Linked DNA regions of Homo sapiens: region 1 is linked to region 2. A link is a loop called in an ENCODE intact Hi-C map of the cell type or tissue named here. Cell type or tissue: mammary epithelial cell. All regions are shown on one strand. Links, peaks and the distances in the headings refer to the core of each region. The heading gives the core; the rest is flanking DNA.

Evidence for each region. Hi-C counts contacts between places; a loop is a spot of excess contacts. Peaks named below come from ENCODE experiments on the same cell type or tissue, not always from the same donor. Only the 100,000 strongest peaks of a DNase experiment are listed, where the experiment ranks them.
Region 1: a loop joins it to region 2, with 14 times the contacts of the local background. A loop is called at or near these places in 2 of 110 quality-filtered maps.

Annotation. Positions count from the first base shown.
Region 1 is chr5:142,739,141-142,754,825 of GRCh38, forward strand. LINC01844 (long intergenic non-protein coding RNA 1844) reads left to right here and starts at 6,460. Exons shown (of 4, transcript NR_110558.1): 1 at 6,460-6,578. In mammary epithelial cell, for the core only: a CTCF peak has its summit at 9,627; DNase peaks (open chromatin) are centred at 9,941 and 10,391; H3K27ac peaks cover 879 bases.
Region 2 is chr5:142,908,219-142,923,903 of GRCh38, forward strand. ARHGAP26 (Rho GTPase activating protein 26) reads left to right here. Exons shown (of 23, transcript NM_001135608.3): 10 at 4,981-5,075. Among named protein-coding and RNA genes, the nearest start is that of ARHGAP26-AS1, 47 kb to the left of the region's middle. RefSeq lists enhancers at 7,915-7,964, 8,405-8,905, 8,906-9,406. In mammary epithelial cell, for the core only: CTCF peaks have their summits at 5,993 (motif pointing left) and 7,798 (motif pointing left); DNase peaks (open chromatin) are centred at 5,703 and 7,773.

The DNA of each region.
Region 1 (15,685 bases), core at 5,060-13,059, 170 kb before region 2:
AGCAGGAGACCTTTGAGAAGCCTCACCATAGCACAGGGGAGACCGTGGCGCCTGTACTACAGTGGGAACAATGCCATTATCCCACCACAGTATACCACCATGGATGTTATTATTTTAATAGTCACACTACTAGATTACCAGCAAAAGCAGTATGGCCTCCTTTATCACTTCTAGTGGGCATTTTAATTACATTCTTTCTTATTTCTCTTTTTGTTTAGGAATGAACATATGCAGTTTCCTACTAAGTTATTTTAAATCTTATTCTCTGTCACCATAAAATTAAATTGTATTTCTGAGAAGTATATTCTTATGATGAGTTCTTTATCTTTCATGTTTTCCATTCCCATTTGGTGTTTCAGAACCTCATGATTAGCCAGCTAGTTCTTCTCCTTATGATGGTTAATTTTACGGGTCAACTTGACTAGGCTAAGGGATGCCCAAATCGCTGGTAAAACATTATTTCTGTGTGTCTGTGAAGGTGTTTCTGGAAGAGACAAGCATTTGAATCAGTAGACTGAGTAAAACAAACTGCCCTCCCCAATGTGGGCAGGAACCATCCAGTCTGTTGAGGGTGCGGCTAGAACAAAAAATCAGAGGAAGGGCTAATTTTCTCTCTCTCCTCTTGAGCTGGGATATCCATCATCTCCTGTCCTCAGACATCAGAGCTCCTGGTTCTTGAGGCTTCAAAATCCAGGACTTATACCAGCAGCACCTACACCTCCCTACCTCCCTTCCTATGCCCTAACCCCAACGTAGACCTCTGACCTTGGACAGGGAGTTACGCTATGAGTTCCCGTGTTTCTCAGGCCTGCGGACCAGACTGAATTACACCACCAGCTTTCCTGGTCCTGCAGTTTACAGACTGCTTATCATAGAACCTCTCACCCTCCATAATCCCCATCATGAGCCAATTCCCAATGTAAATCTCCTTTATATCTCTATGAATCCTTTTTGTTCTGTTTCTCTGGAGAACCCTGACTAATATCCCCTTCCTCTTTCTTCTTTTATCTTCTAGTGAGGATTGGATTTGGTCGACTTCTGTCTTCATTTTTGAGCCAATTCCTCTTCATAACCTTTGCTGTTCTTCACAAAGAAGGCCATCAAAGGCTAAATAAAGATTTCTATCATAAAAATCAGTCATATTTAGTCATAATCATGTGTATCTTAAGCACTTACCATGTGTTAGGCACGAAGCTAAAAGTTTGTCTCATTTAATTCTCAAAATGAAATGGATATTTCTATTATCCCATTTTACAGAAGAAGAAAAGCTCTGGGAAACTAAGCACACTTCCTAAGGTCTTATGCTAGAGTGAGTGGCAGAGCCAGCTTTCAGGGCCAAGTGTCTGATTCCGAGGTACACTCTTGATTAGCCACCTCATCTATCATTGGCCCAGGGGATGGTTTTTCCAGGCTCGACTAGCCCAGTTTGAAAACAGAAGGACATGGAGCTATGTGAGCATAGACCATAGTTGCATTCTTTGCACCTACAGGAAGTAAACAACATGCCAATCCAAGTCCTAATGCAAATAAGAGCCTATTTGTTTTCTGAGTCAATCCTTCAGGTATTATCTGTAACAGATCTGTGGCTCCTCTGGTTAGACTGGGCCTTGATTGAATGTGATGTTGCCGTCAGTCTAGATTTGTGCTTACATATGTGACTGGTCCCCAGATGCCATACAACACTTAAATGCAGCCCAGTAATGGTTCCTGACCACCGCACCTCCACTCCAAGAACACATAGCTGATGCAGCTGCCGAGCTATTTCCTAGCCTAATTACTTTCTTTATTTTCATGCCTGGCCATTGTTAATGACATTTGGCCATCAAGCACACAGTAAATAGAATTAGGATGTATTGGAAAAATATGACTTCTGTACAGAAAGTTGAGAATCCAGAAATTGCCATCTGGATTTTATGTCTTCTTGCACAATAAGACAGCCTCTCAAGGCAGCACATTTTGGGAGTAGCTTGGCAACATTCAGCAGCAGCTTGATTCCTCTTTCTTTATCCTGCCTGCTCCCAGATGCTGAGTCCTGCTCTGTAGCTTGAGTGGAGCAGGAGATGGGTCCGTGGAGGAAAAACCTAAGGCTGTGTCTTCCTTGTTCTCTGGCTCTGACCACTGCCAGTCCAGCACAGTTCTGTCTACGCTCATGCTGCCATGCTGCTGCTTTTCCCTCTGAAGTTTTAATGAAATTGTCCTAGTAAGTCTGACCCTCATATTCTGCATAGAGCACCCTTTATTGTTTCATGTATTTTTGAAGGCTAGTAGAGCTTCCTAAGGAAGGCAGGTCAGGAGATGGTAAACCAAAGCTCTCACTAAATGCTAGCCGTTACTACTACTGCTACTGGTAAAAACCTCAATGTGGGGTTCGTCCTTTCTCTGCCTCTTACATCTTCCTTGATGCCTAGAAGAGTGCTGGGTACACAATAGATATTCTTTCATAGATACTTGGTGGCCTGGCTTTATGCTTCCATTTCACTACCTATAAAATATCCATCAGTGTTTTCCAAGCTTCCATCATTTCCCCATTACCTTTGCATATTGATTACTATCTGTACAATTATTTTTTCAGTATACTTTTTATTTTATTTTATTTTTTTAGACAGAGTCTCACTTTTTCACCCAGGCTGGAGTGCAGTGGCACCATCTCAGCTCACTGCAACATCCGCCTCCCAGGTTCAAGTGATTCTCCTGCTTCTGCCTCCTGAGTAGCCAGGATTACAAGCATATGCCACCACGCCCAGCTAATTTTTGTATTTTTAGTAGAGTCGGGGTTTCACTATATTGGCCAGGCTGGTCTTGAAGACCACTTGATCTCAAGTGGTCCGCCCACCTTGGCTGGGAATCCCAAAGTGCTGGGATTACAGGCATGAGCTGCCATGCCCAGCCTTTCTTCAATATACTTTAAATCAATTGATGCTCTTTTAAAAAATTGATTCCTTTTGCAATCTATATATTTCATCACTACCACAAACTGGAAACCAGCACCTTGTGCATTAGGTGGAAGGGAATGTTGAAACTTAATTTTTAACTATTAAAAAAAATGTGTCCTTGTATTATCTAAAAACGTCTATGTCCCCTGTGAAATAGGACATTGAAGTCTGAGCTTTGCTTGAAGGGGGCGGTGGTCAGGGCTGTCAGCGCGCATCAGATCTTACTGCTTCATTGTGCTCTGGACACATCTAATTGCCAGTATCTGCATCTCTGTGCATGAGGGATTTTCTGGGAACCATAGAAGGCCCGTCTGCCCTGGCCTGTAGGCTGCCAGAGAATTAACACCCTAAGAGTAGCTGATGGCTGATGGGAATTGGTAGATAAGTACCCCAGCTCCCCATGCCTCTTGTGGGATACTATTCCCCAGAGTGTCCCTGTGGGGTTGGACTCTTGTCACTTACTGTAGTAGCTGGCTGAATAACACATCCTTTTTTGGCTGTCTTCCTTTCCTCTATCACCTCCCCAACCCATAAGCAGTGTCCCTACACTTCCCAAATGAAAGGCTTGCACTTGAATCATTGTTTCCAGGTCTGCTTCTGGGAGAGTCCAAACCAAGTCAGGGGCTGCTTGCAAATCAGGGGTCAGTGGTCATTTTTATACTCACCAGCTAAGGTTTGCATGATGTGTGCTTTGTACAACTGTGCGTTGACTATGCCAATTTATCAAATGATAAGTGGGAACAGATGCAACCACACTTTGACAAATATTTCATCCAGGTAGCATTTTCCCTACAAAAGAAATGATTTGAAAATATTTTTCCAGAAAAAAATTTTAAAACAAAATCTAAATGGTTTCCAATAGTAATGGCTCTTTCCAACACACACAAGTAAATATGAGCTATTTTTTATTTGGATAATGTTTTGTTTGGATAATGTCCTCCAGTGAAAGAAAGTCAATGTGCTTCAAGCCTGGGAGATATTAAGCCGAAAGCTTGGTTATAAATGCAAATAAAGCTGGGTGCAGTGGCTCATGCCTATAATCTCAACACTTTGGGAGGCCAAGGTAGGCAGATCGCCTGAGCCCAGGCATTCAAGACCAGCTTGGGCAATATGGCAAAACCCCATCTCTACAAAATAATAATAATAATACTTAATAATAATAATTTTAAAAATTAGCTGAGCATGGTGGCGTATGCTTGTAGTCCCAGCCACTTAGGAAGCTGAGGTGGGAGGATTCCTTGAGTCCAGGAGTTCGAGGCTACGGTGAGCTATGATTGCACCACTACACTCCAGCCTGCGTCACAGAGTGAGACTCTGTGTTTAAAAAAAAAAAGAAGAAAAGAAAGAGAGGAGAATGGGTCCTGGATAGGCAGCTAACAACTCTGTCACAGAATAAGGGTCAAGGAAAATTCTTTTGAGGAAGTGACATCTAAACTAAGACTTAAAAATAAAGTAGAGTTACCTATGCTAACAGTGGGAGAGGCATTCCGGGAAGAGGGAAGAGCAATACATGAAGGAGGGAAAGGAGGGGAGGAGAAGAGAGTGCAGCTTCCCAGTTGTGCGTCCCATACTAAGCAGCATGAGATGATTCTGGCCCCTTCCTGGCTTCCCATAGAGAGGCACAAGGACTGCTGTCAAATAATAAAAGAATGCCAAGCAGGAATATTAAGTGACTGTTCTCAGAAAGAGAAGATTATGTATCACCGTTTCTCCATGACTCATCCCTTCCCACATATCTTCAATTTTGAGCATTTAGTCCTTTTTCCACTGGAAGTATGAAATGGTGGTCCCTCTTCCTGCCAAACTCCCCATCAGCTTTGTTTTGGACATTGGCAAAAAGAAATCCTGTTTCCTGTCTTTTGTTTCCTGGCTGTAGCCTCTGGTTCCACCCCCTTCTCGGTCTCACAGTGTCTATTTCCGCCTCAGGCCCCAGAGTTTCTAACAAACCCGTAGATCAGTTTTCTCTTCCATAGTTACTAGTTACACAGAATTATCAAAGAGGAAAATAACTTTTCTTCATCCCAGGGTTTTTTTTCTCCTTGGATCACTTTGTTTAGTTTTTTTCTTAGGTTAAGTTCCCAGGCTCTCCTCTGCAAAGGCAGGAAGAAATTAGCAGGTGTTGGGGGCCCAGTTCTCCCCGGGAACATACTGGAGCCCTACTGGTGTCAGACCAGAAATGATGTAATCAAGTCACTGGCAACAGAATGAAGACAAGGAAAACTCCAGGGTTTATATCTTGGGTGTGGAGATTGAGATATAATATATGGCCAGGAGGGGGAATAAGGCGGGCCTCCTTGCAAAGAACAGTTTTTGAGTTTGCATAATTTTTCCCACTTCTAGGCTGGTTGACCTTAAGCAAGTTACTTGACCACTTTAAGGTTTGGTTTTTTGATCTGTAAAAAAGGAAATCACAGTACCTACCGATGATGTATCTATCCACTTGACTGGGCTAAGGCATGCCCAAATAGCTGGCAGCACATTATTTCTGGGTGTGTCTGTTAGGATATTTCTGGAAGAGATCAGCATTTACATCAGTAGACTGAGGAAAGAAGATTCACCCTCATCAATGTGGGCAGGCATCGTCCAATCTGAATAGAACGACAGGGCAGAGGAAGGGTGAATTTGTTCTCTGCTGAAACTGGGACATCCATCTTCTCCTGCCCTTGGACATTAATGCTTTTGATTCTCAGGCTTTTGGACTCTGACACTGACACCAGCAAGCATCTTCACCCTCCAGCTTCTCTGGCCTTGGGCCTCATACTCTGAGTTACACTATGAGCTCCTGCTCCCATTTCTCAGGCCTTTAAACTCAGACTGAATTATAGCACCAGCTTTCCTGGTTCTCCAGCTTGCAGACATCATACTGTAGAACTTCTCATCCTCCGTAACTGCATGAGCCAATTCTATAATAAATCTCCTAATGTATCTCTATATATATCCTATTGGGTCTGTTTCTCTGGAGAACTCTAATAATATACTACCTAATCAAATTGTTGCGAGGATTAAATAAAATGATATATGTCATAGTGCCAAATAACAAGCCCTCAACAAATGGCCATTATCTTTATTACTAGTGGGATTTAGATCATGTGCTTCTTACTAAAATAATAAATAATATTTATTGTTTGTTTCAGCTATGAAAAGAAAACATTTGGAAGATCACTGATTCCTTCATGGAGAGGCTGGCTTGGGAATAGATGACGTGTCAAAGATTGACATCAACCTTGAGTGCTTATTTGTGGACTTGAGATACAGATAAAAAAAAAAAAAAAAAAACCTCCCTAGAGTGAGGGCTACTTGGGATACATGCTATATCCCAAGGAGTTCTCAGTTTGAGGTCAGCCCCAGCTCTACAACTCACCAGGAGAGTGCGCGAGGATGAGGGAGAGACAGCCTGCTCTGGTTCTCTTCAAGGTGACAATGACACCTGTTGACAGATGAGAATTCCAGCCAGGAATACAGATTTAGGAATCATGTTTCTCACTCTCATGATGACATAGAAGAGATGCGTCTGAATCTTTCTGCCAGTGTGTTAAAGTTATTCTGATATTGACTGTAGTTCTGAGCTTTGTCTCTATCCCACCAAACCACTAACTTCTGGAAATTACTTGTAGACCAAGATGGGAGGACTCCGTGTGTGGCTCCGTGAGTATGTCTGTTACACATATCAACTGCATTTATATATATTCTATATCTTGTTAGGAAAGGCTAGGCTATGCTGCAGAAACGAATAGCCCTAAAATCTCAGTGGCTTAAATGACATAAAGTTATTTTGCTTACGCTGCATGTCCAGATCAATACGAGCTGCCCCTGGCAAAGAGAAGGGGGACACAGAAAGTTGTATTCTGATACTTATAAACTACTGCCCATATTCCAATAGCTCAAACAGATCCTTAGCCACACCTAACATTAGGAAAGAGTTCTCTCGTCAGTGTTAGAATTTTTCTAATTCAAATGGATCTACCTGTGGTCAGTGGGATCTAACTGACATCTTGAACCTTTGAAATTATCTGGCTTGAAGCTGTCGAGTACTGACCAGTGATCTAGTGAAAACAAGACAGGATGGGGATTTTAAAATGCCTGCTAAGAATCTCTTTTAAGAAAAGAGTGATATTTCATCTGCTCACTATGTTCAAAATTAAACCTGTTTCATGCTTTATATTTAAGTCTTAAAATAGATACAGAAAGTTTGGACAATAGAACAGTCAAGATGCAATAGCAATGCTGATTTTTAAAATAAATGGTTAAAATAATCTTTGTAAGAATAATAGAATTACAGTGTTTTGAATTTTTCCAAGGCAGAGATCAGGACAGATGTTTCATTTGTATGCCTGTATCACTTCATTGCCTTAGTTCAGATTAATTTTGCTTATAATTTGGAAGTTGATAAACTAATCCACTTAGTTGAAGGTTGACTTCAGATCACAACTGCCAGTTAAAACACCATGAACACACTGGACTTTTCAACTGTTTTGAATGAAATGTGCAAGTGAAGCCAGCAGAAATATCACTGTAAGTCACTATTTACTGACTGCCTCGCATGTGCCTGACACTGGTTTAAGCACATTAAACACATTATCATTTACCATCTTCCCAGCAAGAGACAAGGCTGCTAAGGCTTTGAGAGCTACCATGTTCTGTTCAAGGTCACGTGGCTGATACATGTCAAAGCCAAAGCCTAATCTCAGGTTTATCTGAATCCAAAGGTCAAATTGGATTAATTCACTGCTATTGAACTGAATAGCAGTGACTTAATGAGACTGACTCCACTGAGGGAACCTCACAGATTTGGAGGAAGATTTTGACTGTATATGTGCTTATTTGACTGTTTTCCATTCGAGGAACTGAGACACGAAAAGAGTTCACTCAAGGATAAGTTGTGAGTCTTATGTCAACCAGAAATTATCTCTAGTTATTATTTCTGAAAGTGATAAAATAACATTATGTTCCAAGTCCTTGATGGAGAGCTTGATCCCTGGATTTGAGCTCTTTGAGAGCTTACTGGCCCTGGGAAAAGTATAACTGGTACTTGAGCCTTTTAGCTTATACTTCTCAGTCAGATTTTTTGAAACTTCTGTTCCTCATAAACTCAAGCCAAAGCATGACTATGCATAGAACATGCAACAGCTCTTCAGGAAGGGAAATTGCTGCCCAGGATTCCAAATTTGAAATCATGCAATGCTATTTAAAGGCTTGGCCAAACTTCAAAGTTGGTTGAATTCACTAGGGGTAACCTGGAATTTCTGTTTCCCAGAAAGGGATTTCTTGACATTTTCTCCTAACCTTGTGATGGTCCCTTATTCTGAGGACCCTATAGGATATTCACTGATTCTATAAGCATTTTTTGAGAACCTCCTCTGTGCTAGGCATGTGCTGGTAATATTGTGGTAGACAGAACATAGTGTTTGCCCTTAAGGAGCTTATAGTCTAGTCAGGAATATAGAACATGACATGGGCAATGAGTTCAGTTGTCTTTTTTTTTTTGAGCTACAATGCCACATTTAATATTCTTTCCAGTGATGCCTTGGACTAAGCAGGTACTTTCAATTTAAGGCAATGGGTCACAGTGTAAGGAAGACTTGGGGACAGATAGGGACACACAGGTAAGTGATTGGTCATGTTGCACATTAGCCCTATTACTTAACCTCACTGAGCTTCAAGTTTCCCCTCTGTAAAATGGGAATAATAATACTGGCTTTGAAGGGCACTGTAAGGATTAAATGAGGTAATACGTGTCAAACATCTATCATCGTGCCTGGTTCACAGCAAGTGCTCATAACTGTTAACACAGCCAATAAAGGTGAGAAATAGTGAGGATGTCAGTAACAATAAGAAAGAGTAAAAACTGTAACAATGAGATGGGGGTAGAAATAAAATATAGGCTGATGAGAGAAAAGGGTTCAATCACTGAAGCTATTTTCTCTGCAAGTCACCCCTTAAAATGTGTATTCGGATGCAATTTCCAGCCTTTAAAAAAATACATAAAGAGTCAACTTTTTATTAAATTTGTATGTAAAGGGCAGATATAGCTGAATGGGAGCTGGTTTAAACTGAGCCCAAACTTTTTTCCTTTTTCTTTTTTCTCTTGTCCTTTCCTTCCCTGGGTCCAGAACAATAAGCTTTGTTTAGAGGAAGAGTATTTACCCAAGGCCTGTTTCCACTTAAGATATTTCAGCAGGACAGTGAATAACCTCTTACACTATTGAGAAATTTTCACTGTCTGGAATTACTGGAACAAAGATGTCATTATTAAAACAAACTTTTGACCTTCTATAGAACGGTCACTTTAGCTACAAGAGAATCATTCACAATGGCTTTATAAGAATGGAAGCTATGACATCATTATTATATACAACACTCTATCAAAGATCTTGATTGTGAGAATCAGTTAGAATTCTTTGGTGGCAAGCAACAGAACTAACTCTGGCTCACTTAGGCAAAAGAAACAATTTATTCCAAGGCTATCAGGGTTGCTTACAGATCTGAGGGAAAGGCTGAAAAACCAGGTTTCTGAGAGCACAAGAACCAGGGCAACAGCTTAGGAAGCAGAAACTAACAGATTTTTGGGGTCACCCGTACCAGATGAATCAACTTCATTTATTTTGTCTCTGCTTCAGCTCTCTCAGTATTTAATTTCCTGGGAGAGAAAATCTGGTTGGCCAAACTTGGGTCTTGGGCCCAGGGGGCAGCCAGAGGGCAGCAGAGCACCTTGATTGACAGTCCTACAAAGCCTTCCTCCAGTCAGTGAGGGGCAGGTAGTTCCTTGAGGAAACTGAGGCTTGGCCACCCAAAGTGGGACTAGATCATGGGAAGATATCAATACTTTCATACTACGCAAGCTTCTAGGGCAGAGATATCATGGAGGAATCATCACTTTACTTAAAGGGACAACTGAGGAACTGAATTAAAGTAGTTTGCCCAGGAGCCACAGGTAGTGGCAGAAAGGAAATGTTCTGACTCCTACCAGCCAAATGGGAATTTCCCTTATTCCATCCAGTTGGCTAAAGCAGTGGTTCAGAGACTTGGCAGTGCATCAGAATTACCTGTGGAGCTTGCTAAAAATAGAGAAGCTAGGTTTGGCATAGGGCTGGGGCATCTGTATTTTTAATAAGCTTCTTGTGTGATTCTGCTTACAACCAACTTGGAGGCCCACTACATCATCAAATTTCCATAGGATCTGATATAGGAAAAGAACATTGCAGAAATAAAAATGGGATAAGGTATGATACAGTTTGAATATTTGTCCCCACCAAATCTCATGTTGAAATGTGATCCCCCAATGTTGGAAGTAGGGCCTAGTGGGAAGTGTTTGGGTCACAGAGGCAAATCTCTCATGAATGGCTTGGTGCCCTCCTTGCCATAATGAGTGAGTTCTTACTCTATTAGTTCATGCGAGAGCTGGTTGTTTAAAAAGCCTGGCGCCTCTCCTCCATCTCGCCTGCTTCCTCTCTCACCATATGACTCATCTTCTCTCCTTTCACCTTCCTCCATGAGTAAAAGCTTCCTAAAGTCCTGACCAGAAACAAATGCTGGTGCCATGCTTTTTGTACAGCCTGCAGAACCATGAGCCAAATATACTTTTCTTTATAAAGTACCCAGTCTTGGGTATTCCTTTATAGCAATGCAAAATGGATGAATTTAGTAATTTTAGGGGAAAGGTTTGGGTTTGTTGACAACATTTTTTGAGGTCCAATTTGTGTTAGCTGATTTCATGGTTTGAGGTTTGAGGGAATGTGAGGACAGGGAGAGGTCTTTCCCTATTTGTGACAAGCCTGCACCAAGTGGATCAGGCAGGTTAGGCTGTTTCCTAGAAAGCATCTACCGTTGAGCATACTAAGCATTGAGCATATTAAGCATTGAGCAAGGAGCAAGGCTGGGACCCCTCTTGGGTAGTCCTGACTATCTACAGTATTAAAGGGGGAGGATCAGATTATACGGGTAGTGTACCCAAGTGCCAAGATCTAGAATACAAAAAAGGGTTGGGAAATAGGCCTGAGCTGGCACAAACAGGAAAAGATCTGTTACCTTTATCTTGTTTCCTCACAGCTGATGAAGACAGGCTAATGCTAAGTCTCTTAACCAACCTGGAGGATGGAGAAGATGGGAGAGTGCTATTCTTCTTCTAGGAAGCTGCATTCCTCAACTCTTTACCTGGGTACTCCTATCCACCCTTCAGGTCCTTGTTTAAATATTACCTCCTCAGAGAGGCCTTCCTAACACCCTCTTCCCCCAGCTCAATCTAAACTAGGGTCCTTGCTGTTCTTTCTGTGGTCATCTGGTCTTTCCCAGAGCCAGATTCATGGACATGCAATATGTACAGTCATTCTGCACTTAGAAGGACTCCATGCTTGGTTTAATGCTCTGCTGTCACCATCCTGAAGTTCTTAATACTTTTTGAACCAGGGGTCCTCCATTTTCATTTTTCACTGGGTTCTGCAGATTATATAGCTGGTCCTGTTCTTTCCCTTTCTTGAACTTAGCACCTTTAATTGCTATTAATTTAGGTGTTAATAGTCCTAACATCTAGCTCCATGCCTCCCACTGTCATACAGGCTTGATAAACGTTGCTTAACCTTTTCAAATTATGGTTATTTGACTACTTTTGATTTACAAAAAAGCATATTCATATGATTAAACCTAAACTATTCTGGATGAATGAATAGATGAATGAATGAATGATGGAAGGAAGAAAGATACTTTGGACAAGTGCATTGTTGACCCAATATCCGCTCACCTACTTCCTTTCTAATAGAACTTAATTATGATCAGGTGTCCATCCCTTCCCCAGTGACTCAGGGGAGGTGACCCAATTCCCAATTCCAAGGTAGATCCTGATTAGCCTACATTTTCTTTTTCTTAAAAATAGTCTTCTCTCTCTGGACGTTGTCAGGTTTGAATCTGACTCCCAGGACTGCTAAAGTCATCTTGCTATCGGTCTAACAATTAAACCAACCAAAGCGAAAAGTAGCGCCAAGGAAATTGCATAAAAGCGGTAGCAATATGCATAAATAAAAGCAGTATTCTAGATGGCCCTTGCTGTACCCTGAGCTTCTTATTATGTGAGATAATAGGGTTTCTGTATTGTTTCTTCTAGTTGTCTATTGCTATAAAACAGTTACCACAACATGGAGTGGCTTAAAATAGCATCCATGTTATTAAATTTCATAATTTTGTAGGCCAGGAAGCCAGGAAGGACTTACTTAGGTAATTCTTCTATTCCATGTACCATTGACTGAGGTCCCTTAGTGATATTCAGCTGGCTGATGGACTGGTCTTTAGAGTCCACATATTTGGCACCTTGGCAATGCTGGCTGGAAGTGCAGGCTCAGCTGGGACATTTAACCAGAACACACATACATGACCTCTTCAACATGGCCATCTCAAGGTACTCAGACTTCTTCCCCAGGGTGAAGGGCTTCCAGAGAGAGTATTCCAAGAGACAGGAAGTAGAAGCCTTCAGTCTCTTAAGGCCAGAGCCTGGACTGGCACAGCATCACGTCTGTCATATTCTGTGGGTCAGAGCAGTCACAAATTCCATTGAGATGCAAGGGGAGAGGACATAGTTTACCTCTTGATGGGAAAATTATCACTTTATGGCTATTTTAATGCTTCACATTATTTAAGTCAATTGGACACTGATTTTCTGTTATTTATAGGCTAAAGAATTCAAGAATTCCTGAGGAATTCAAGGAACTCAAGGTTCTCTCAAGCTTGGGAAGATATTTCTTCCTGTTCCCCTAAAACAGAAGTCTGTACACTTTTTCTGCAAAGGGCTACATAGTAAATATTTCAGGCTTTACAGGCCACTTGGTCTCTTTTGAAACCACTCAACTCTGCCAATGAGGCATGAAAAACAGCCATGGAAAATAAATAAATGAATGAGTATGGTTACGTTCCAATAAAAATTTTCTTTATGGTCACTGAAATTTGAATTTCACGTAATTTTCACATGTCACAAATTGTTTTGTTTTTCATCCATTTAGAAATGTAAAAATCATTCTTAGCTGTGGGCTGTCCAAAAAAAAAAAAAAATGCAGGCCAGGTCCCTCTGTTATTTCTTGGGCTGTATTTTACCAACCCCTACTCTAATATATCAAGCCAGCTTCAGGCTCAGGACTTTGCATGTGCTGCCTCCTGGAATGCTGTTCTGGGTGGGTCTCCATGTGGTTTGTACATTCTCTTCATTGGGTTTTATCTCAAATATTACCGCTTCAGGATAGTCTTCTCTGATCACTCTATCTAAAATAGTACGCTTACTCTGAAACACATTATCTCCTTGTATTTTCTTTTCTTTTCCTTTTTTTTGAGACAGAGTCTCACCCTGTTTTCCAGGCTGGAGTGCAGAGACACAATCACAGCTCACTGCAACCTCCGCCTCCCGGGTTCAAGTGATTCTCCTGCCTCAGCCTCCTGACTAGCTGGGATTACAGGCACCTGCCATTATGCCTGGCTAATTTTTGTATTTTTAGTAGAGATGGGGTTTCACCATGTTGGCCAGGCTGGTCTTGAACTCCTGACCTCAGGTCATCCACCCGCCTCAGCCTCCCAAAGTGCTGGGATTACAGGCATGAGGCACTGTGCCCGGCCTCTCCTTGTATTTTCTTGATAGCATGTCTAACTGTCAGAAATTTTGCTCGTTTATTTATTTACATATTTGCTGCTTTTTCTCCACCCTCACTAGATTCTAATCTGAATGAAGCAGGGATCATGTCTGTCTTATCTACTTCTGTGAACACATTATCTAGCACGGTGCCTGGCATGTAATAGATGCTCAAGTAAATATTGGTTGAATCAATAATGGTTACAATTCAATTCACTAGAGCTTGAGAAGAACATAAAAGGCTACTCCATTTATACTGATTGAATGAGAGAAAGATAATAAAAGCAGAGGAAGGAGATCAAGTCATCACCTTTACTCAGAGAAGCTTTTGTCCCTCTGTTATTTCTGTGTGTTTCAGGGAAAGCTGAAGGAAAAATTCTTCTCCTCTTATATAATTTTGAAGATAGCTATTTTTCTCTCTTGGCAGATATGAATGACTTATCGTGCCTGTCCAGAGTCAGGGAAAGGAGAAACAATCTTATTTGAGAAGGGAGGATATCACTGCAGTGGTTGTGAAATCGTGTTTGGAAGCTAGATTGCTCTAGACCACTAAGGTATGATTTCACAGAAATTCCCAAGATCCCTGCAGGGGAAATAACAAAGGTCCTGGGTGGCATGGCAACAATAGAGATGACAGAATTGGGAATAATATCAGGCTAAACCTGTCCTGGGAGGCAGGGAGGAAAAGCAGCAGCAAGTACAACATTTGGGACAGAGAGCTTGAGCTTGAACAGAATGTACCGGTGCTGTTGGGTGGCAGCCAGGCCCAACAATTTAGCATTGGGCTTTCTAAGCCTGGGGACAGAAGTGGCTTCCATCCAGTCCTGCCTCTACTTACTAAAACAAACAGATTGGCAAAGGAGAAAGAGACTGTTCTAGGTGAATATAATAAACAGGAAGTGTCCATGGGAAACAGTGAGGTCCATAGCTTAGGCTGTGAGTTCAGTGAATTCAGCTTAGGAACCGAGCACTGACACAAATCACAAAGTAGTGGAGAGTGGGCCTGATATAGAAGGTAACAAGGGGCTGACCTGAAAATGTTGAGCACAGTGTGGAAGGCACAATAGGCTAGCTGGGAAGAAGCATGAACTTGGACACTTGAGTCCCTGTTGGTAGATGAGGCAGAGAAAATAGAGATCAAATGATGTCTATAACCTGGACTTACTGGTTGCAAGCAGTGGAAAAGCTAAAAAAAAAAAATTGACCAAATCTTAAAAAGGGCACTTATAGGCTCACATATTTGAGGAGTATGGCAATATGCTAGCTTTAGGGATGGTCAGAGACAGGATCTCGAAGACTGTCTTCAGTCCTTGGTCTCTCTCTCTTTCTTCATCTCTCAGCTCATCTTTCCTCTGTGTTTGCTTCATTCTGAGTCTTTCCCCATGATGCCCAGTGTGCTATGGCAGCAGTGGTCCACATCAGCTCTAGGTGTATATCCATCCAGCTTCAAGTTCAGCTAAGATTACTTTTGGCCTGGTTGTTCTAACAAGTCCAAGAATTCTATCTCATTGCCTCTGACTGGGTCATAAGCTCGTTCCTGAGCCAGTCACTGGGCCCATGGGTTTGCAGTGTTTCATTGGTCATCTCTGGGCTGCATGCCCTCGCCTGAAGCCCAGTGGACTCAGCTTTACGAAAATCACTTGGACTAGGAATCAGAGAGAAGTGGTTCTTCAAGAAAAACTTGGTACTATTTATACCAGAATTGGGTATGGATGCTGGATAGGCAAAAACAAATCAAATTAAAACAAATGAAAAATAGATGTTTGCAACCAGTAATCATCACACTCACATAGAATTGACCAGAAGCCACAATCTCTCTCATCAGTACATGAATATAATTCTAAATGTTATAACCCAATCTTAGACTTTCAGTTGTTTTTATACTGACAAACTGCATGCTCTGGTTTAAATTAGCTTCAGGGAGTTAATACCAAGAATAGAAAATAATCATCATAAATGAGGAAAAAAGTATCCGCAATTATTTAAAACAAAAATGCACAATAGCATAAACTTGGAATTAAAATTGGTAACTAGAAATGCAACTACCTATTGCTCAAATAACCCTTGAATTAGAAGATTAGAAAGCTCTAGAAAAAAGAAATGTTTATATTTTCCATCTAGAGACCTACTTAACTCTTATTTATTTATTTAT
Region 2 (15,685 bases), core at 2,858-10,857:
ACTTAGCAACATTTAAAACAACAGCAATCATTTTAGTATTTCTCATTGTTTCTGTGGGTCACGAATTCAGGGGGCATTTGGATGGGTGGTTCAGGCTTGAGGTTTCTCATAAAGTACTAAGCAGACAGTAGCTAGAGCTAGAACAAGGAGGGTCTGAAGCAGCTCAAGCTGGCCAGATACAGCTGTCATCCTCTCTCCTGTATCCTTTTCTTCCCTTTTCCCTCTTTCTCTGCATACTCCCAGGGCCTCGCCATTTGGTCTCTCTGTATTAGCAAGTTTGGGCTTCCTCACAGCATGGTGGCCTCAGGGCAGCAAAAGGTTTTAGGAGTGAATGTTCTAGAAACTAAAGTAGACACTGCATTGCCTTTTCATGACTTAATCTCAGAAGTCATAGAGCCTTACTTTTACCTTATCTATTGGTTAAAATGGTCACAATAGCCCTCTCAGTTTCAGTGGGGGAGGAGGTAGACCCTGCCTCTCCATGGGAGGGGCATCAAAGTCTCATTGTAGGAAAAGCACGTGGCATAGAAGGTGATATGTAGCTATCTTTGGAAGAGACAGTTGGGCACATATGGCTCCCTGGTGTCCCCGCCATTGGGCAGCTCCTTGAATGCTCCTAGTTCTTCCCTCCTCCTGGCTGTTGCCTCTCGCCTCCTGCCTGCTTGTGAGTCTCCTCTGAGTGTTCCCACAGCAGGCCACATGCATTTCTATGGAGGTGACCTGTCTTTTCTCTTTGCTCCTATGCTTTATTTTCTTCCTTTGATATTCTACATTTCATTATGATAGCCCTAGCTTTGATTTTTTTCTTTTTTAATCTATTGCTTGGGAGGTTTTGGTTTTCCAGGATTTGAGATTTGGTCTCTTCCAATAACTCTGGAAAATTCTCACCAATTATCCCTTTGAGTTTCGCCTCCTTCCCATTCTATTGTCTCCCTCTGGAGATATTTAAATGTTTTTAATACAAATATTTACATGTTTTATCTGTTTGAGTCTCTGGACTGTATTCTGAATAATTTCTCTTACTCTGTCTTCAGCTTAAATAGTTTTTCATTTGTGTCTAACCTGTCGATAAACTAGTCCTCTACAAGCATTCCACTTCGGTCCTCTCTGCAGTACATTTTTATGCAACATGTTGAGTTTGCGTGTGTGTGGGCATTATAGAGTAGGGGTTAAAAGCGCTGGCTTTGCTCTCAGTCTGCCTGGGCCAGTGCTGTTAGGTGCTGTTGTCATTACTGTTAGGTACTCAGCCATGTTGTGCTCCTTGTTCTCTTCCACTTCCAGTTTTTCTTCCTGGCTTTCTTTTACTTAAGCCATGATAGAGAAGTTTATCAGCATCTCTGTTCCTTCCCTGAATCAAAGCAATAACAAAGCCCTTTTTATGTTTCTTGGCAGGGGCAGGATTGATTTATAAATAATCTCAGGAAAACAGACATTAAAATGTCATAACAGAGAAATTACATTTAGGAGGAATATTAAAAACCTACATTATTAGGTGTCCCCTAGTTTTCATGAAATGGAAACAGAGTTGTGCCTGCTTTCCTTGGATTGAGCCTTAGTCCCTTCCCAATTCTTAGTCCTTCTAGAAATCAGCTTCACCAAATTGTTCTCTCACACAGTCTGTTTTTGGGCCTTTTATCTTGGGCTTTCTCAGACTTTTAATGAAGAACTCTTTTGTATTTTCTCTATTCCTTTCTTATCACACTTGAAAGTGAAGGGTAGAAACCAATTATAGTGGATGTTTGGTTCTCCAGAGACTTCAGAGAGTTACTAGAAAGCATGTCATTGGGTAGTGAAGAGGTTTATGTGAATTAGTATATAAAAATTTTTTGGAACAAATCCTGACACATAATGGGTGCTATATTAGGACCTTGATATTATAAGAGTTAATTTTCCTAGTAATTCCTTACATTTAAATTATGTTTTATATTTTTCTGCAACCTTTTATTTATATTACCCTGTTTGATCCAGTTTTCCTCCTTTTACAAAGGAGGACATTGAGGTTAGGAGAGAGTATGATTTCTAAGGTCATTTAACAAGTTACAGAGCTGGTGCTCAAACGCTCTTTCCACAGTCTGAATCTCCTGATTCTGAACTCATTATACTTCCCATGACGTCACTATTTCCTCAGCTTTAGGGTGAAGGAAATATGAGGACTGGCTGTCTAGAGGTGATGTCTTCTCGATTGTGTAGAGGAATCATGTGATGTTGTTGTATATATTTTTTAAAAATAGAGACCGAGGCCGGATGTGGTGGCTCACGCCTGTTAATCCCAGCACTTGGGAGGCTGAGGCAGGTGGATCACCTGAGGTCAGGAGTTCAAGACCAGCCTGGGCAACATGGTGAAACCCCATCTCTAATGAAAATACAAAAATTAGCCGGGTGCAGTGGCGCATGCCTGTAATCCCAGCTATTTGGGAGGCTGAGGCAGGAGAATCGCTTGAGCCTGGGAGGTGGAGGTTACAGTGACCCAAGATGGCGCCATTGCATTCCAGCCTGGGCGACAGTGCGAGACTCCATCTCAAAAAAAGAAAAAAAGAAGAAATAGAGATGAGTCTCACTATGTTGCCCAGGCTGGCCTCAAACTCCTGGTCACCTTGGCCTCCAAAGTACTGGGATTACCAGTGTTTTCTACTATGCTTGGCCTGCATACATGTTTGAACAGAGCTCTCCTAGGAGCTAGAGGTAGATAGAACATAGATAAATAGATAACATAAATATCTTTTAACCTAGATAATTGGGTGTTTTCTTTTCCTAACATGCTCTTTCTCCACCTGTTAGGTTCCCTCACTGTCCTTTTCATTTGGATTATTTTCCTTTAAAAGTACCCACTGTTCTCATAGCTTCAGATCTGGAGTTGTGAGCAGATTTGCCACATCCTCCTGGAGACCAGACCCTGTGTGTGACGGAAGAATTTCCCTGCATCCTACACTCTGACCTGAGGCACCTCTGCAGATCTGGAGCAGCCCAAAACCGATCCTATCCCTTCTTTTGATTGAAACCCTTCTTTATTTTCCTGCTGCTCTCAGGATACAAACGAGAATCCTACATGGTCTTGCCTCTGTCACTCCTCAAAGTCTTCTTCTTTCTACTTTCCCTCACTCTGGGCTTCTAGCCACACCAGCTGCCCTGCTGTTTCTCCAAGCCTATGTGGACCCTGACCCCAGGGCCTGTCCACCTGCTCCATTCCCTCCTCCTTATTTTATTTCCTATGAATTCTTTCAGTTTCAGCTCAAGAAAGCTTTTCCTAACCTTCCTGACCAGGTCAGATCTCCTTAACTTTGGCTTTTTAAAAACAGAATTTTTCATGGTTATAACTTTTCATTTACTTGTTTAAGTGATATCCACGTCCCCCACTTTTTAAAGCAATCAATAGTTGAACAGACCATCTTTATAGATTTTTGCTGATATGGTATGGTCATCCTTGGAACAGAATATTAATCTTCCTCCTCTTTCTGCATGTATTTGGTGATCCTTTATATATCCCTATTCCCTCCCATTTCTCTGGGACACCTCATGTAATCTTTCAAAGTGGAAGCTGGTCCATAGCCATTAAATCAGATTTATAGTTAGACATCAGCAAAGTCAGAATCTCTTATGTTTGGGTGTTTGCACTCAGATATTTTACAGACTAGAGAAAGAGCAGTTCTGTCTGAGAAATTAATCTTTGCTATTCAGTGGAAGACAATAGGTATAAGGCCTGTGAATATAAACTGTCTCCTCCTAGGCCTTCTGTGTTTTGTTTGCTCTTCTGATATTAGTGGGTGGTTAAATTTTACCTTATGTAGCCACACTTTCTGTTATTTCAACAAACTGGGCAAGCTTGCTAATTTCCCCTGTTAGTTTAGATAAAAAAGATTGACAGAGGCAGGAGAAACAGAAACCCTAACAAATTCCTAAGTGACAGTAAGAAGAAATCAGGGACAGCAACTTCTGTGTTTCTGGGCAATAAACTAGTGCTATGAGATGAAATTGTCACATTCAGTTGAACAATGGAATACTACTCAACAATAAAGAGAAATAAGCCCTTGATATGCACAACAATGTGGATGAATAGCAAAGCAATTACGTTAAGTGAAAAAAGCCAGACAAAAAGAGCACATACTGTGTAGTTCCATTTATATAAAATTATAGACTATGCAAACTAATCAATAGTTACAGAAAGCAGATTCAGCGATTGCTTGGGGATGTACTAGGAGGAGGGATGGATTGCCAGGGGATACAAGGAAACTTTTGGGGATGATGGAATTGTTTGCTGGCTTGGTTGTGGTGTTGGTTTCATGGATGTATATGACATCAAAATCTATAAGTTGTACAGTTCAACATGTACAGCTTATACCTTAATCATATGTCAGTAAAGTTGTTAAAATGTATTTATTGAGGAGCTACTCTTTTCTAGGATCCAGTTGGGCCCAGGAGACAAAAGTAAGCAAAATTTGACCCAGTCTCTGTTCTCAGGGTCCTGTGGTCTAATGGAGAGAGAGACATTATTGTATTCATCACCTATATCAATGCGCAGTTTCAGCTATGGTCAGTGCTGTGATGGAGGGAGATGTACATGGTGCTTTGTGAACACGTTCTGGGGATATTTGTTCTGATCCAGGAAGATTTTTTTGGAGAAGTGATGACCAACCCAAGATCATAGAAGCTCAGAGTTAGGAGGAGACCATCTTCTTCTACTCTTATCAAACCTGCAAATTAAAACAATGTCAACACTCGTTTATCTACCATGGACAGATGCGGTGCCATCATGATCCACCCGTACTAAAGATGTTTGGGTCCAAGTCTAACATGGTATACGAATGTAAGCTGCATGAGGCTTTGTCCTGGAAAGGTTTATAGTCACCCTTCCACTGCCCATGGTCATGAGCACTCAGATTTGAGAAGATGAAATGATTGCTCCTGTTTACATGTCATGTATGTCCTGGGAGGAGTAGAGCTCCCATTCTGGCCTCATCTTGATAGTCTGTGTGTTCCCACTAGGGAGAAGATGAATCAGTTATCCTCAAATCCTGCACACGGCGGAAAACAGACTCCATTGAGAAGAGGTTTTGCTTTGATGTGGAAGCAGTAGACAGGTGAGTAGCTAGCATGCTTTTCTCAGGAGCAAATAGAGCTGAATTTCTATATCTTACTTTTTCTTTCCAGTCAAACCTTTTCTGCTTTTTTCCCCTTCTCCCCCTCCCTCCTTCCTTTCCTTCTCCCCCTGCCTCCTTCCTTTCCTTCTCCATCCATTCATCTATGTCCAGGGTGCTGGATCCAGGCTATTGCTGATTTGCGAGAATCATTAGAACCTCCCTATCTTTTGGGTTCAGCACTGAATCACTGGCTTGGTTTTGTTTTACTTTAATATTAGTGCTTTCATGCTCAGAAATGTGTGTTATATCTCCAGGAGATTGAGTAGTAGACTTTTAAAGAAAAGTATTTAGCATGATTGTATCAGCTATTTGAATTTTTTTTAACTGAAAAAGTTAGTATAATGATTCGAAAGGCATTGAAATGGAAGAAATTTTTCTCAAATAAAAAAACAGCTTTTAGTTACATTTCACCTACCAGTGTGTGTGCGTGCCCAGGAAAGACACCAAACCACTCGTGAAATCACAATTTTTTGGAGAGAGAGCCGTGTGTTGTATTCCTCGAGATTTATAGAGTCTCTCATTAAGTTGTACCATTTCGTGGTGTTAAGCTAGTTTGACAACATTCCAATTCTTTGAGACACTTTACTTGGCAACAGGTTAATTTTTTCAATGAAACCCACGTGTTAAGCTTATTTGAGCTGCCTGTTCAAGATCAGGAATGCTAGCACCAAGATCCTTAAATCTCAGCATGATACTCCGTATAATGCCATTTAATCTCTTCCTTTTATTAAAAAAACATTATACCATTTCATCAAGCCAGTACTCACCCCTCCCTGGGAAGTTCATCTGTGGCCACCTTTCCCTGGCTCTATGGCATCCTGAGACTGAGTACTGCCTGGGGTTGCACTGCCTTCTTCTGGCAGGTGTCTACTCTGCACTGCAGGCTGCTGGGGCTGCTGGAGGCTGTTAGGCCTCCCATGGAGACAGCGTGCCCCCTTAGCCTTTATCAGAAATTCGTGGAAACTAACTGCATCTCTTAAGCAATTTAGTCATTACATCTTTGGCTGTCAAGCCAGACAACCTGGGTTCAAATTTTGACTTTGCTGCTTAGTAGCCATGTGACTTTGAGCAAATTACTTAATCTTTTGGAACCTTGATTTTCTCACCTGGAAAATGAAGTTCCCAGGATGGTTATAAGGATTCAAGGAAATAATGCATGTAAAATGCTTGGCAGAGGGGCAGATAATAAGTGCTCAACAAGTATTAGCTGTTACTCTTTTTTGCTAATAGCTTATCCTGCGTGCTCCTCAGACTTGGTATTTCACTTCTAAACACAGAGAGGTACATATCCTTTACTGTGTGTAGAGGTGTGAGAGGGGAAGGTAAAGAAGAATAGCATGGGTGTGGGGTCGGAGGATAGCTTGAACTGGGGTAGCAAAGGGGAATTGCAAACAGCCTTCCCCAAACCAAATTTTGTTATTACTGGTTTTAAACAAAACCTAAACCTTGGTGCTTTAAGCATCTCCCTTCTCTTTTCTAAGCATGTGATTGAAGGGAATTCATATTATTGGCATCCTTGAAGGAGGTTCAGAAGATCTGTTTGCATGGAAGTACAGCCACCTGTGATGCTCATCAAATGCACAGTTCCTAGAGATAACCGTCTGCTGCAGAGCTGCTTTGAAGAGGGCATGCTTTGTGTTGCAGCTCTCTGTCAGATTGGAAACAAGCCCAAATTTGCTTTCTGAAGCTGAATTATTTTTGTGTTTTCATCTTCAGAAGTTTCCCGAGAAGTTGCGGAGAGTGGCTTTTTAGGCGATTAAAGCTCACTGTGGCACCTCCATCTTATTTCCACCCTTGCCAGCACTTCCTAGCACCTTCCCTCCTTTATGACTCCCACAACAGCTGTGCATGTCCCAATCATAAGCAAAGAGCGAATGTGTCACATTCAGCATACTGAGTGGGCTTGCGAGTCGATTGCTCCTGAGTTTCTGTCCCTGGTTCCCTCTGCATGGCGTGGAGAGATTTCAGTCATGGTTCAGTTGAGGGGGCTGAATCTCCTCTTTTTTTTTTTTTTTTCTTTTTTGAGATGGAGTCTTGCTCTGTCACCCAGGCTGGAGTGCAGTAGCATGATCTCGGCTCACTGCAACCTCTGCCTCCCGGGTTCAAGTGATTCTCTTGCCTCAGCCTACCGAGTAGCTGGGACTACAGGCACTCGCCACCATGTCCGGCTAATTTTTTGTATTTTTAGTGGAGACGGAATTTCACCGTGTTGGCTAGGCTGGTCCTGAACTCCTGACCTCAAGTGATCCACCCACCTTGGCCTCCCAAAGTGCTGGGATTACAGGCATGAGCCGCCACGCCTGGCCTGAATCTCCTCTTAATGAACAGGAGGTAAGTAGACCGTCCTAGGAAACACCTCCTCTCAGTTTTCTATATAGATCCCAAAGATTAGGTTACAATACAGCAGGATTTTCCTCCTTTCTCCTTTTTTGACCCCAGTGCCTTTCTGTTTTTTTTCCCTCAATATTTAGAAGGGAGTCCGGGTAGAGAAGGAAAAGGCATTTTCATGCGCTGGGTAGCTGCATCCCTGGGAACTCTGCCCGGAATCCTTTTCTCTCAAAGACTCCTGTACTTTCCTTTTTCACCAATGTCCTTTAGCGAGGAGGTGATTGCTGCTAGATGCCCTGCTGTCCTGCCTTCCACAGGTTCCCCAGCTCCACCTGCTGGACCAGAGAGGCAGAGGATCAAAATGCAAGTTTAGCACCTAGGAAATGTGGAAGTGAAAGAGGGGATGGTTATATTTAATCGCATAAGGGTTTAAGGTACTCCTGGAGTATGTTAACTGGAGAATACACAAACATTTATGTAGTGACTAGAAATGTTTTATTCTATCAAGATACAAATACATGTTGAAGTGTGAAGTATGTGACTTAGAATATGGGATATTGTGGATTTTTAAGATTGAATACATTTATCCTTTATACTTAATGCTGATATATCATGTTATTTTGTAACAAAAGCTGTATCCTTTAGGAGGTGATATCCTAGGAGGTCAATATTGTGAGTTGATTACCGTACATCAACGTATTTTACTGTGGTGAAAACCACGTGCACTCAGTTACAGATTCCTGGTGCTTGTCCCACACCCACACAGTTCGACTTTCTGGGACTGAGACCCTGAAATCCATATTTTCAAGCTTTTTAGTTGTCCTTTATTCTTACTACTACTTGGTATGTTAAATACAATGTGTTTCACAATACAGTTTCATCAGAACACATGAAAACATTTTCCTAATTTGAAAAATCACAACAAGCAACTACAGCAAAACAAAACAAAAAAAAATTCAGGCTCCTCTACTAAGGAGCTGAATGCTTACCTGTATGGAGGAGGAGAATGTAACTACTAGGAAAGGTGATTTCTGGTCTCTGAGACAGATTACTTGACCAGGCAAAAGGCAAAAACAACCACCACAATAAAACCCCTGCCTTTTTAAAGGATGTGAAAATGGAGGAGGAGTGAGGCAACTGGTAGTATCAGAGCATTTCCTATAAGCTGAACACTTTCATCCTTGTGTTGTGTCATCCTCACTACAACCCAGGGGGGTAGGTCCTCCATTATTCCCATACTGCTGAGGAATCTGCAGTGTAGGGTGGTGAGGCCGTTTACTCAGGGCTAAGGTGGGATTTGAACTGAGGTTCTCAGGAGCCTGTTCCAGGGCACATTGGTGCCTCAAGACTTTGGAATTTTTTTTTTTTTTTTTTTTTAGATGGAGTCTTGCTCTGTTGCCCAGGCCGGAGTGCAGTGGCACGATCTCAGCTCACTGCAGCCTCTGCCTCCTGGGTTCAAGCAATTCTCCTGCCTCAGCCTCCTGAGCAGCTGGGATTACAGGCATGCACCACCATGCCCAGCTAATTTTGTATTTTTAGTAGAGATGCGGTTTCGCCATGTTGACCAGGCTGGTCTTGAACTACTGACCTCAGGTGATCCACCTGCCTCGGCCTCTCAAAGTGCTGGGATTACAGGCGTGAGCCACCACACCTGGCCTAAACTTCAGATATTTTAGAAACATTTTCCAGTGATGAGCTCAGAGCTGTTGGTGGTTGCATTTCAGAGACACCGCAGTGTCCAGTTTTCAGGCTGTGAAATCTGGGAAGTGCTATTGGCACCCTGTCAGTTGCATTTGGCATTGTAAACTACAATGAAACTGTACAATATAAAGTACAATGAACTGAAGCAGCAAATTTGCCTCTCTTCTTATATCTACTCCTCTGTGACCTTCAGAAAGTCCTCCCGTGACTAAATTAAAAGAAGCAATGCAGATAGAGCACAGTGACAGGCACATGGCACTGAATAGGTGTTCCATGAATGGTTTTTTGGTTTCTGTACACCTTTTCTTCCATCTTTTATTTATTTGTTTAGAGGTGGGTGGGGTCTCCTCATGTTGCCTAGGCTGGAGTTGAACTCCTGGGCTCAAGCAATCTTCCCACCTCAGCTCTCGAGTAGTTGAGAAGATAGGTACACCACTGTCACTGTCCCTAGCTCCACCTTTTATTTTTAAGGTGACACTCTTTTTTTTTTTAATCCAGGACAGCTAGCATGAGTAGGAGATATCCTAGCAGTAGTATCACTTGTCAGCTAATTGTTTTCATTGTATCACAATACATTGCTGTCAGTTTGTTAATCCTCAAATCCCTGACACATAAGTCCTACAGAAAACTGTTGTCATTCTTTGAACAACGAATGAACTGAAAATCAAATTAAGTGTTAATCCAGGCCAATGGGATTTAGATCTATGGTTCTTGAACTTTATGTTTCAAGGATCCATTTTATTTTATTTTATATTTTATTTTATTTTATTTATTTTATTTTTGAGACAGAGTCTTGCTCTGTCACCCAGGCTGGAGTGCAGTGGTGTGATCTTGGCTCACTGCACCATCTGCCTCCCGGGTTCAAGCGATTCTCCTACCTCATCCTCCTGAGTAGCTGGGACCACAGGCATGCACCACCCCGTCTGGCTAATTTTTCTATTTGTAGTAGAGATGGGGTTTCACCATGTTGGCCAGGCTGGTATCAATCTCCTGACCTCAGGTGATCCGCCTGCCTCGGCCTCCCGAAGTGCTGGGATTACAGGTGTGAGCCACCGTGCCCGGCCGAGGATCCTTTTTAAAACCAAATACATTTCTAGAAATCTACTTTTAATTCTTATATATCTAAGTTGTTTTACCTTTGATATCTAAAAAGTAGACCTATACTCTCATCTCTGTGTCCACACCCTTTTGTATTGGCTTCTACATGATTTCAGAGGTCACATCTCCTCTAATTTCTTTTCTCTAGTGCCTTCCTTTTTTTCAGAACTAGTTTTTGGGGTGGGGGGGATGTTCAAACCTGAACTACTGAGGACCCTAGGATTACATGGAGCAAATGTTTCACAGACTAATGTTAGCTCTTCATATCTCTGCTTTCCCTCAAAAAGATTTCATTGTTCCTAACATCAAAAAGCTAAAGTTAGTAGAAATTCTTTGTATTTCTTCAATCTCAAACCGAAAACTTGCTTGGATCAAGGTATCATGTCAGTCCAATCAATATAATGATTCTTTGAAGGTTCCTTCTGATTTCTTTTGAAATTCAGTTTAAAGACTCTAGCATTAATAATATGATATGGCTTTAAATAAATGTAACTTGTAGTAGTTGTGTGGTATGGCCACAACATGCTCCAAAGGATAATTTTAAAAAATTTCCTAGCAGATACTAGTTATAGATTAAATTGTGTCCCTGCCAAAATCATATGCTGAAGTCCTAATCCCCAGTATCTGAAAATGTTGCCTTATTTGGAGATTACTTGATAGAGATAATCAAGTTAAAATGACGTCATTAGGGTGGGCCTTAATGCGATATTACCATTGTCCTTGTAAAAAGGGGAAATTTGGACCCAGAGATGGACATGTACACGAGAAGATACCGTGTTAACATGAAGGCAGAAGTCGAGGTGATGCACCTACAAGCCAATGAACACCAAAGGTTGGCAGCAGAGCACCAGAAGCTAGAGGAGAGGCATGGAGCAGATTCTTCCTCACAGACCTCAGGAGGAACCCTTGATCTTGAACTTTTAGCCTCTAGACCTGTGAAGCAATAAATTTCTGTTGATTAAGCCAGCCAGTTTGTGGCACTTTGTTACGGCAGCCCCAGGAAATGAACGCAGTTTGAATAGGGAGGGCCTTTCTCAATGAAGCAGCACTCATGCACCCAGCAGCCTTTAAATGGATAACTCAACACCTACTGCTTGAACAATCCCATTGCCAAGGAACCCCACTTCACAAAGCAGCCCATTCACATAAATTACCTTCTTCCTTTCTTTTCTTTTATTTTTTTACATGATTATAGCCTAAGCTTTCATTAGCTTTTTAAAAATCACCCTTTTTTGGCCTAGCGTGATGACTCATGCCTGTAATCCCAGCATTTTGGGAGGCCGAGGCAAGTGGATCATTTGAGCTCAGGAGTTCAAGACCAGCCTGGCCAACATGGCAAGACCCTGTCTTTACTAAAAATATAGAAAAAAATTAGCCGAGCATGGTGGTGGGCACCTGTAATTCCAGCTATTCAGGAGGCTGAGGCAGAAGAATTTGCTTGAACCCAGGAGATGGAGGTTGCAGTGAGCTGAGATCGCGCCACCACACTCCAGCCTGGGTGACAGAGGGAGACTCCATCTCAGTAAAATAAAATAAAAATCACTTTTTTTATTCTTTAATGAAGCAGCATTCTTGGGTGCTTTTGTATTACTTTGCCATAGCACCAAGCATTTGAAGGTTTATAATTTATATTGGTTAATTGAATAAAGACTAGATTGATCATTACAAAATGTGTCAACTCTTTGAGAGGATTTAGTGTAAAATTTCTGGGTTAAAAAATGGGACATGATTTCAAAGCAGCCATTAGTGGTAGCAGGATGTGAATCGGTAGTACTTGCTTATGTCTGTGTTCTGTCACTTTGAATAATTCACTCCGTCATGCAGTGTCTTAAGGAAATTCATGAGCAAATATAGGGAAAATATTTGTTTAGGCTAAAGAATCATGGTACTAGTCATTTGCCAGCATCCCTGGATTTGTTTATTTTCAAGAAATTTCTCACAGATGTAAGTGACACGTGGATATTTTCTCTCAGGTGTTTTCCAGGAGGGCCTAGTAAACCATGTGAAAAATAATAAAACTTTTTCTGATTCCCTGAATCAATAAAGTCTCTTGAGGGGCAGTGTTTACACTGGGGAAGGGAAATGATTACTTTTTTCTGGGGTTAGCTGACTCTCACCAATGTCCATACATTTGAAAATGCTGTGTGTTAAGTGCCCCTTTCCCAGCATTGGTACTCTCTAGAGGTGGGCAGCAAGGATAGCTTCTTAGAGATGGCAAGGATATTTAGTGCTGGAGTTGTAATAAGGGATAAGGCAAGAATAAACTTATCTTCATGGAGCTTACCTTTGAGTTTGGAATGCTCATATATACTCAAGCAACTAAGGTATAAACACCAGGATGTTGAGTGTTCCAGCAAACCTGGAGGGCCAGAATACTGGGGGGAAAGTAACAAACAAGAGGACTTTACCCTTCCATTCTTACAGGGGACGATGGCATGACTGGAATACGCTGAATTCATTCCCTCCCTCCTTCCTTCCTTATTTTATTGAGCATTACTACATGCTAGAGACTACTGGCAGTGGAGATATAAAGTTTACAAATCTGTAGGACTTTCTTAACAGACCTCATCTGATTTTCTTTCATACCAGTTCCAAAGTCCTTGTTTTGCAAGCTTTCCATGAATAGGTAAAGGGCAGTAGCTCTCCTCTGATCTAGTCCCAACCTAGCATTTCACATCCACTGTCAACTCTATTCTTCTTCTTCCCAGGTAACCTGCATTTGCACAGTAATAAGCTTTTCTTTGTATTGGTTGGTTGGGTGTTTAATTAGGTATGTTTTATATACCTCTGTTCAATTCTAAATATCTGTCTCAGGTGATTTGCTTCCAGAGGCAGAAGAACATTTTATGCAGCTTTTAATACAGTAATATGTGCATATGGCTGTTCAATTTTATTTTTTATGGTGACGTAATTTTGACATGGGTTAATTATTTTCTTTGAGGCCATGGTAAACTATTGTGTAAGAGACTAGAGGAGCTTAATCAAGTTAGTTGCTATTTAAACTAAACTTTTAGCAGGTGCTCACTTAACCTGCATTTGTGTACTGTTAGGGAAGAGACCCAGGAAAACTGAAGATTGGTGAAAGTCAGAATAGTGGAGGCCAGAAAGATTTTTGAAAGATCTGAAGAATCTACTGGAACCCTCAGCACCCTCATTTCAAATATGTTTGTATGGCAGGCTGCATGATGCAGGTAAAAAAGATAAGAGCATTCCTAAATTTGAATTTGGGATCTGTTCCTTACTAGCTGTGTGACTCTGGGTAAGTGGTTTAACCACATCTGTAAGATGGGGTGAATTATCACTACATTGCAGGATTTTTTCTGAAGGTGGAACACACTAATATTCCCCTCTGATGGAGTCCTATGTCTGAAAACATGGCTGTTGAATTTTTTTCTATACCCTAAAACCTGGGGCTTTATTGTTGTGATGGTGAACCTTAGCTTTGGTGGATATTCCTGTGAGCCTGCTTTTTGTCTTAATGGTGCTCCTTTTCCTGTAGTGTCATGAGTTTTCAAGTTATCTATAAGCTGAGAGGAAATACAGGTGCATTCGGGTTATATGTGCAAAGGGCCTGCTAGGGTAAGATTCCATTTTCAAACTGTGTATGTGATAACCTGTTGTTGATACATGCTTCAAATAAAGATAAAGTGTTATGCCCTCTCTTTCCAATTTATGGCCTCAAGAAGAAACTGTATTAATTTTAAATTAAAATAATATTGTTTCTTCTAGCTTGCTAAGAGGTGTGTGTGTATGCATTTGTGTGTTTTTGTGAAATTGTGTGACTGAGATTATGTGTTTTCCAAAAAGGATCATCTTATGTAACAGACTTTGTTTCAACATTCAACCTCTAGATGGCAGTTTTGTGTATGTATTAGTAACTATTAGAAGGTCCAGTTGAAAATCAGCTGTCCTATATACACCTTGTATACATTGACAGAAGAGTGTGTGTGTGTGTGTGTGTGTTTTCTGTAGAAAAAAATAATCATGAGAGTATTATTCCTTAAAGGAAGAAGAGTATCCTAAATGACTCATTCATTCTCTAGAAATTCCTTCCTCCCACCCTTTCATCACAAATCATTCATACCCACTTTCTTGCAAAAACAAACATGCTCAGTTAGTTGGGCCTCTGTTTAAACATTACCCTTTACCTGGCTCTTTGAACTAAAGTGCCAGGCCCTTTGCTTTAGGAATGGCTTATTTAGGATGGTGCAGAAAAGATGAGTGATTTCACTGTCCTGTGTGTGCTGAGAACCTGGCAGTCCTACTTTTCCCTCCTGGTGCAACGTGCCTTTATCTTTTGCAACACATGAATCCATTTTTCCTGGTTTCAGACTTCCCCTCCCTCCCCTTCTCACCCCTTGTTTGAAATAATATTTTATTTTGCCTTCCTGCTGGTTGGATTAGAGTGCTGGTCTCAATGCCATGACATTTCAGGCAGGAAATGGAGTTTTCCTTCCTCAGAGGGTGTTATATGACTCTGACTTCCATGACTTGAGTTGGGAGACGATACCATAGTTTCTGAATTGCTTTTTGGCTGTTCTGTAAAATAAGTTAGTGGAGAAGTTCTTGGAGTCTTAGAATTCATGTAGTTTGAACTTGTCATGGAGTTTTTTTTTTTCTTTTAATTAAATGAGAGCATGCCTGTTTGCTGTTTGATTCTGGTTTAACAAAGAATGGGGTATGGTGGTTAATGGACTTGATTGGGAGGGTGATTGAGGCAACCCTATTTTTACTCTTTAGTCTGCCTGGTGAAATATGGAGTTTTATTGGTTGAATATACCAGTTTATTTACCAATTTCTAAATATAAAATGAGTTTGTCTTTTTAAAATCAAAACCAAAAATGAGCTATTATGTAATTCTGGATAGAAGAAACAGTTCAACCAGTACATTCCACTTATGTACATTTCTGTTGATTGTGAGATAGAATAGTAAAAATGAAAAAAAAATACATGAAACAGAAGCTATATTTTCATAGTTTGTTATCAATAGTAGTAACAGGTATTTGCATTCTCCTTGAGTCTCACTCATCCCATCAGTGAATAATGCCTTGTCCTTGTGCAGTGTGTTAACATTTGCTTGCTTCTATGTCCCTGATACCTAGCATGATGACTGGCACATAATAGGAACTCAGTCAATATCTGTTGCATTTAAGAGCCATGCAATTTAATATGCCAAAGATGTCTTTGGGCTTCCCGATGTTTTACGACTTCAGTCTCTCATAAAAATGTAAGAACTTATCTGATGTGGTTGGTGATACCTACTTTTTAGACTATTATTATTGCTATGATCCTAATTATTTTAGGAACATTCCTCTAAAAATACTAAGGTTGCAGGCTTTAATAGGTTATGATTCATTCATTTATTAGGATCAGATCCTTTTTTTTTTTTTTTTTTTTTTGATACGGAGTCCTGCTCTGTCGCC